Regions from separate parts of the Homo sapiens genome. Here region 2 is linked to region 1. Evidence: chromatin contacts called from ENCODE Hi-C or POLR2A ChIA-PET data. All regions are on one chromosome and are shown on one strand. Each heading gives the region's core, a stretch centred on a gene start or an enhancer-like site at or near the end of the contact. The rest is flanking DNA. Distances are from core to core; before and after follow the strand shown. Region 1 overlaps LOC105373143 (a long non-coding RNA gene). Region 2 has its middle 150 kb from the start of LINC02815.

Region 1 (3,728 bases), core at 1,132-3,631:
CAGACAACTGTCGGGTTTTTGGGGATTTTTTTGTTTTTGTTTTCCTTAAGCGTAACAAAAAATCAGCATGTTCCTCATTTTGACGCTAAGCTGATGAAAGCTCCTCCTTTATGTCAGTATGGTTCCCCTCTGGGATCTGTGCAATCCTCTGCCAAATGGAAGGACCCTTACTGAAGGTGTAACAGACACATCCACAAGTCTGTCCTGTAATGTCACGTGTAAATCGTGATGGCTGCAACAAAATCAAATCAACAGGACAAAACAAAACAAAGCAAAACGGGTTAAGTAGAGAATAAACTCAGAACACCATAACCTTTGAAGCTAAGAAAAGAAGCAGACTCATGTGGCAGACATTATATTTTTTACTGTGGTAATATATTCCTAACATAATGTTTATCATTTTAACCATTCGTGAGTGTGCACTTCAGTGGCATTACACACATTCATATTGTTGTGCAGCCATCAGCACCATCTATATTCCAAAACCTTTTCATTCTACCCAACAAAAATGTTGTACCCATTAAATAATAGCTCCCAACTCTTTCCTCCTAGCTTGTGATAACCCCTCTTCTTCCTGTCTCTATGAAATTACCTACTCTAGGTACCTCATGTAAGTGGAATCATACAGTATTTGTCTTTCTGTGACTGGCATATTTCACTTAGCATTATTCCTTAATGTTAATCAATGTTTTAGCATATATCAAAGTTTAATTCCTCTTTGTGACTGAATAGTATTCCATTGGACAGACATACCACATTTTATTTATCCATTCATCCATCAGTGGCTTTACGGCTTTTGTGAATACTGTTGCTGGTGTACAAGTATCTGTCCCAGTCTCTAATTTTAATTTATTTGCACATATTCCTAGGAGTGGAATTTTGGGGTCATATGGTAATTCTGTTTAATCTTTTAAGAAATTGATAAATTGTTTTCCACAGTGGTTGGACCATTTTACATACCCACCAGCAATAAAAAAAGATTCTAATTTCTCTACATCTTTGCCAATATTTGTCATTTCCCCCTACCACCCCCTACCTTTATTTTCTAAGAGATAGGGTCTTGCTATGTTGACTAAGCTGGTCTTGAACTCCTGGCCTCAAGTGATCCTCCTGCCTCCCATCTCCTCCCCTCTCAGTTTACTGGAGGGCTTCTGAGAAAGAGTTTTGCACAATTAAAAAATACACAAGAAAGAGGCAGTCCTTTTTCTTCTGGATTTTTTTGTTTTAGATGAGATATCTGGAATTGCACAGCCAACTTACCACCGTGAGGGCAACTGTCCTGAAGACCAATCCAACCTGTGGAAGTCAGCAGAGCAGAAAGAGTAGATCTCTGGTCCCCAAAGACGTTGTTGAGTTATCAGGTGAGCCAAACTTGGAGCTGCACCACCTTGGAACATCTTGTCATATGTGATTATACATCTCTAACTGACAAGGACGTTGGAGTCAGGGATTTCTGTTCCTCGAAGCCAAAGCCATTTTAATTAGGATTTTTAAAATTTCTTCTTTGAAATGCACACAATTATACATATAAAATTAATATATATTGACCAAATATTTATGGCATCAAACATCAGTTTGATTTTTTTTCTTTTTTTTTTTTTAAATTATACTTCAAGTTCTGGGATACATGTGCAGAACGTGCAGGTTTGTTACATAGGTATACACGTGCCATGGTGGTTTGCTGCACCCATCAACCCGCCATCTACATTAGGTATTTCTCCTAATGCTATCCCTCCCCTAGCCCCTCACCCCCTGACAGGCCCCGATGTGTGATATTCCCTTCCCTGTGTCCATGTGTTCTCATTGTTCAACTCCTACTTATGAGTGAGAACATGCGGTGTTTGGTTTTCTGTTCCTGTGTTAGTTTGCTGAGAATGATGGTTTCCAGCTTCATCCATGTCCCTGCAAAGGACATGAACTCATCCTTTTTTATGGCTACATAGTATTCGTGATTTTTTTTAAGAGACAAGATCTCGCTCTGTTGCCCAGGCTGGAGTGTGGTAGCAAACATAGTTCACTGCAATCTCGAACTCCTGGGCCCAAGCAATCCTCCTGTCTCAGCTTCTGGCGTCTCTGAAACTACAGGCACACACCATCATGCCCAGCTAATTTTCTTTATTTTTAGTAGAGATGAGGTCTCACTCTGTTACCAGGCTTGTCTTGAACTGCTAGGCTCAGGTGATCCTCCTACCTTGGCCTCCCAAAGCATTGGGATTACAGGCGTAGGCCACTGGACTCAGCCTTAATTTGATCTTTGTCAGCACTGTAATAGCTCACAATCTGCTTATTGGAAGATAAGCGATGCAATATAAAACCTTATGAGATTAAGTATCAAAGGAAATATCACAGCCAGTCAGTGGTTCAGAGGAAGGAGTGAGGTTTGAGGCTGGAGTGGGATCCAGGCCAAAGTGGAGGTCATAGCTGAGCTGGACCTTGGAGGTGGGCAGGATCACAAGAAGACAAATGGAGGGGGCATTTTCTCCACTCTTTAGTCACATTTCTTTTTATAAGGAAAAAAAGTGCCCATATACCAAAGATTGTGCTCAGGAATTTCTGATAGTGATTGAAGCAATCCCTCTCTCTAATCTCACTCTCCCTGCATTCCTTCAAGTACAAGCTGTTTTCAAAATATTCTAGCACATTTCTTTGCAAACTGTTTTCATCATTTGGAACTTGCTATCTCACCTAAATGGAATGTGAGTTTACTCAGTTCAGAGTTTTTCAGATGTGATAGGAGGAGTCACATGAGCTGAAGCAAACCACCCAGCGGCCCCTGGAAAGATCTTCAAGCTCCCAGTCGTGGGTGGGACCCTTCCGACCCTACAGTGTACTGATTAAAATACAAGAAAAACAGATGAACAAAACCCAAAGCAGCTGCCCTTGCTTGCTCAGTGTGTTTGGATCCTGGAGGGGCTAGAGAGAAAGGAAAAGAGGTGTCCCTTAGTGAGGAGTGACCAAATGTCCCCTCCCCTTGTTACACACTGCAGGACAGCATTCTGCTTCCACAGGACAACTCAGAGAGGCCACATCCTGCTGTCTGTAAACACTGCTGCTGTGTGTAAATAAATCTCATTCCTGGAAGGGTCTTGGGCTGGAGTGAGCAGCTTGATCCATACCAGAGACAGTGAGCCTCCAAGACAAGGCACAGGGGAGAGGACAGACGGCCAGGCCTGGGTCTGCGGCAGGCCACTGCGAACCCCCAGGAAGTCACTTAACAGTCCTGGTTATTCACCATGGAAATGGGAACCCGAATGCTGGGCTCAGGTGGTTGCTGTGAGCAGTACATTAAAACATTTTCCGTATGGCTGTCATTGGCAACGGGGTAGTAGTGAGTGGTGGAAAGATGCGTTATTGGTCTTTGCCCCACCTTCAGAAAGGCATCAAATTTAGGGATTTAGTTGTATCTTTAAATAAGATCATCCACACGGTCATTGTGTTTTATGTGTGCGTGGTGAACAGGGAGACAGCGATGCTAAAACTATGAATTTGTTAAATGTGAAAAATTAAAATATACCATAATTGTTATTACCTTGTCTTGGAGGACTGTGTGTGTGTCTTATATACAGATTTTCTTCTGCCTCTGCCACCCCTGAGACAGCAAGACCAACCCATCCTCCTCCTCCTCAGCCTGCTCAATGTGAAGAAAATGAGGATGCAGACCTTGATGATGATCCACTTCCACTTCATGAATAGGAAATACATTTTCTTTTCCTTATGATTTTCTTAAT
Region 2 (3,721 bases), core at 278-2,777, 40 kb after region 1:
GGAGCAAGAGGGCGGGGAGAAGGTGTCAGACTCCTTCAAACAACCAGCTCTCAGCTCTCACGTGAACTCATAGAATAAAAATCACTCATTATCTTGGGGAAGGGCATCAAGCCATTCATGAGGGATCAGCCCCCCATGACCAAACACCTCCCACTAGGCCCCACCTCCAACACTGGGGATCAAATTTCACATGAGGCTTGGGGAGGACAAATATCCAAACTATATAAATCCCTCAGTGCAATTACATATCTATATCTAGACATCTATCTCTACACACACGCATCCTGTTTCATTTCAGAAGTGTTCGTGTGTTTAATTATGGGTGCTATGTCAGACTCACTCAGTGTTCAATAATTTGTGGTATATGCATGCTTGATCTTTCTGAAATCTGAGGAATCCTGAAGTCCAAACACATTTGTTCCCAGTAGTTTTAGATAAGGGGCAGGAGTCCTGTAATACTTCTTGACCTGCCCTTCAGGCCTGTGGTGCAGACTGCACAAGCCACTAGCCATGGCACACATGGTAAGCTGTGAAGCCCCGGGTATAAAGGACAACATTCCCCAGGGCCACTGCATTAGTCTGCTAGGGCTGCCATATCAGAGCCGCTTAGACTGGGTGGCTTACACAACAGACATGTATTTTCTTGTGATTCTGCAAAGCTGGAAGTCCAAGATCAAGGTGTTACCAGGGTAGCTTCTCCTTGGCTTGCAGTTGGTCATTTTCTCCCTGTGTCCTCACACAATTTCCCTGTTTGTGTTTGTGTCCAGTCTCCTCTTCTTATAAGGACACCAGTCAGATTGGATTAGCCCATCCCTGTTTTAACTCAATTACCTCTTCAAGATCCTGTTTCCAAATACAGTCACATTCTGAGGTCCTGAGGATTAAGAATTCAAGATGAATTTGGGGGGACACAATTCAGTCCATGAAGTCAACATTTAGGCCATTCCAGCCGCCAGGTCTCCTGGCTTAGTGTTTAAACCTGTGACTTTCTACGCTTTACACATAACAGCATACCTAAATTCAGGCAAAAGCTGGGTGGTGATGGAGACATGCCTTTCCTGCCTGCAAACTGTGGCTGTATGATTCCCCTGCGGGCGAGCCTCTGGGAGTTTAGAGTGTCTCATTAGAAGAGCCACACTGAGAGAAGTCCTAATAAATAATTAGAAGTACATCTGCTAACTCTGTGGAACTTCGGCCCAGGCCCCGCACCAGGCCAGTGTGAAAGGGAGGTTAATCAGCCGGCACCCCGGCGGGGTTTCCCTTTGTCCATCACACCTCGGGACAGGGGGAGGGGAGGGAGGAAGGAGGTGCCTCAGGTCCTGGTGCCCCCGAGGCCTGGTGAGGCCACTCGCTCTGCCCTGTAACTTCAATGAAGGGCACAGCTGGGAAGAGGATGACCAAATGGAAGACACTGTCTTTCCTGGCAGACCATCCGTCTCTGTTTATTGTCCTGTGTTTTCTGATGGGGCCACACTGGGGTTTGGCCAGCAGTGGCAGGCCCCCTGTGTGTCTGTAATAAGACAAGCAGTGGAGTCTGTCGGTCAACAAATATTTATTGACCTCCTGAGGTCACAGAGCCCGGGGCCTGACTCTGAGGAGACACTCTGGCTACAGCCATTGTTCACCAGGCAAACACCCAGGCAGCGGAAGGCCCAGATGTCCTCCTCAGCCTCGAGCAAGGGCTGCAGGCCAACACCACGTCAGATGGCAGCTCCTTTCATGGGCTTTCCTAGGGCTCTGGAGATGGTCCAACCAGAAACCATTACTAAGGGGTTACTTTACCGAGTATCTTGGTGTCTGGCTCAGGGTTGGGCTCACAGAGCTAATGCAGAAATGAACCCACCTTCGTTGGCCAATAACAGATGCTCTTCCCGCCTCTAACAAAGCCCTCACAGCCTTCATGCCTGCAGATTTTTCACAAGCTGTACCCTTTCTCAGGGGCATTTTGCTTTCTAACAGCATCAAAACACCACACTGAAGGGACTAGACCAGAGCTGTGAGTGGACTCCCGGGCATGAGCACAAGGAATATTTTTTCTAGTCAGGGTTTTACAGGCCCCAAAACAATATTATGTAAGCATGCATAGCTGGCTCTTGTTCTGTTACACTCACTTATGTATTTTCTTCTGCTGAAAGTGTGGACTTATGTGTGTGGCATTAAGGAAAGAGAGAGCATCAGTCACCCTGAGATAATCATGCGTCCTTGGGGGCTTCCAGTATGGCTGAGAGAGATAAGGAAGGCTGGGGTAAAACAGCGCTTCTCTGCTTTTTACCTCTGCTTCTCCATGAGATAGAGGGTAATGGCGTTTTGTTCCTTCCACAAGTGACGCACTTTCAAGATGGAAGAAGATACACTGTGAATAGACATCGGGACACCCTTGGCTGTTCTGTGCTTCCCCGGCCCACCTGGGGAAGCCAGAGGTCTCTGTCCCTTGGCTGCTCATGTAAAGAGGTCCCTTGGCCTGGCTTGGGGCAGAGATTCTCTGCAGAAGTGGGCAGAACACAGACGTGAGGGGTACGCGTAGGAGGATTCGTTCACACACCTGTTACTGCTCGATTCAGCTGCTTTTGTCCATCGCATCAAGACCCTGTAGGAGCAAGTTCTAAAGACTTGAAAGCTAACACCAGTGTCTTTTCTTTCTTTCTTTCTTTTTTGAGACAAGGTCTCACTCTGTTGCTCAGGCTGGAGTGCAGTGGTGTGATCACGGCTCACTGTAGCCTCAACTTCCTGGGCTCAAACAATCCTCCCGCCTCAGCCTCCCAAGTAGCTGAGTGAAAACACACCACCAACCCTGGCTGATTTTTTATGCTTTTCTAGAGACGGGGTTTTGCCATGTTGCCCAGGCTGGCCTCCCATAGTGCTGGGATTGCAGGTGTGAGCCACCACGCCCTTCTTGCCAGTGTTTTCTCAAATTCCTTACATCTGTTTTGGCTTCAGAGTCCCTTCAGACCTTCTGCCAGGGAGTGTAAAGTGCCCCCTAACCCTCCTTTGCACTGGCCATGGGTCCTGCTGTACTTTCAGAATGCTGCCCAAGCATAGTGCCTGCGCCTCAGGGACCTGCAGGATGTGCATGTGTGAGTGTGTACGGCCTGTGTGCCAGTGTGTTTGGTGTGTGTGTGTGATGTGTGAGAGGATGTGTGGTGTGAAGGGTGTGATGGTGTGAGTGTGAGAGTGTGTGTGAGTGTGTACATGAGGCTAACAATGACTGCACACTTCCTCTGTATCTGACACATCCCTAGGGTTTTCGCACACATGACTTCATTTTGTCCTTACACAAGCCTGTCAAGCATGCATTATTCTCATGTCATAGAGAAGGAAACCGAGAATTACAGGGACTTCTAACTTACCCAAGATCACACAGCTGTTAAATAGGCAATAGTACCTGGCTTTGTCTGTCCAATTCCTAAGCCAAGATTCTTTCCCCAGTGTGTGTCCTCCTACCAGCGAACTCAGCTAACAATGTGTGGAAATGTGTGTCCCATTTCAATCAACAACTACAGCTGCCTCCGATGTGGGACACACACCACCACAGCCAAGAGTGGAGCGGGGAGTGGGACGTCCTTGGTCCCGGGTCCCGCCATTGGGAGGCAGAAGCTGGAGGAAGAGCAAAGGGTGCCCCCCTCACCCCCAACCCTCCTGCCTTGATGCCCTAGGGCAGGGTTGTCTGCAATATGTTTTTCCCACAGGCCTTAGTTCTGTAAGATGAAGAAGTTTTCAGTGA

What was found. Hi-C counts contacts between places; a loop is a spot of excess contacts on that map. ChIA-PET counts read pairs that join two places held with the same protein, here RNA polymerase II (POLR2A). Pooled maps may share reads with other maps.
Region 2: POLR2A ChIA-PET joins it to region 1 with 10 read pairs in HepG2. The contact joins two enhancer-like sites. A Hi-C loop is called at or near these places in 2 of 168 maps with a recorded cell type or tissue (dorsolateral prefrontal cortex and psoas muscle) and 3 of 50 pooled maps. POLR2A ChIA-PET finds 5 or more read pairs at or near these places in 1 of 52 experiments (HepG2).

What each region holds. Positions count from the first base shown.
Region 1 is chr1:228,961,635-228,965,362 of GRCh38, forward strand. It overlaps LOC105373143 (a long non-coding RNA gene), which reads left to right. Exons shown (of 3, transcript XR_949234.2): 2 at 1,229-1,361; 3 at 3,567-3,663. Among named protein-coding and RNA genes, the nearest start is that of LINC02815, 190 kb to the right of the region's middle. Within about 2 kb of position 2,382, at least 14 of the 41 ENCODE cell types and tissues checked have a DNase peak (open chromatin) inside an H3K27ac peak, as active enhancers do.
Region 2 is chr1:229,002,209-229,005,929 of GRCh38, forward strand. No RefSeq gene overlaps it. Among named protein-coding and RNA genes, the nearest start is that of LINC02815, 150 kb to the right of the region's middle. Within about 2 kb of position 1,528, at least 4 of the 41 ENCODE cell types and tissues checked have a DNase peak (open chromatin) inside an H3K27ac peak, as active enhancers do.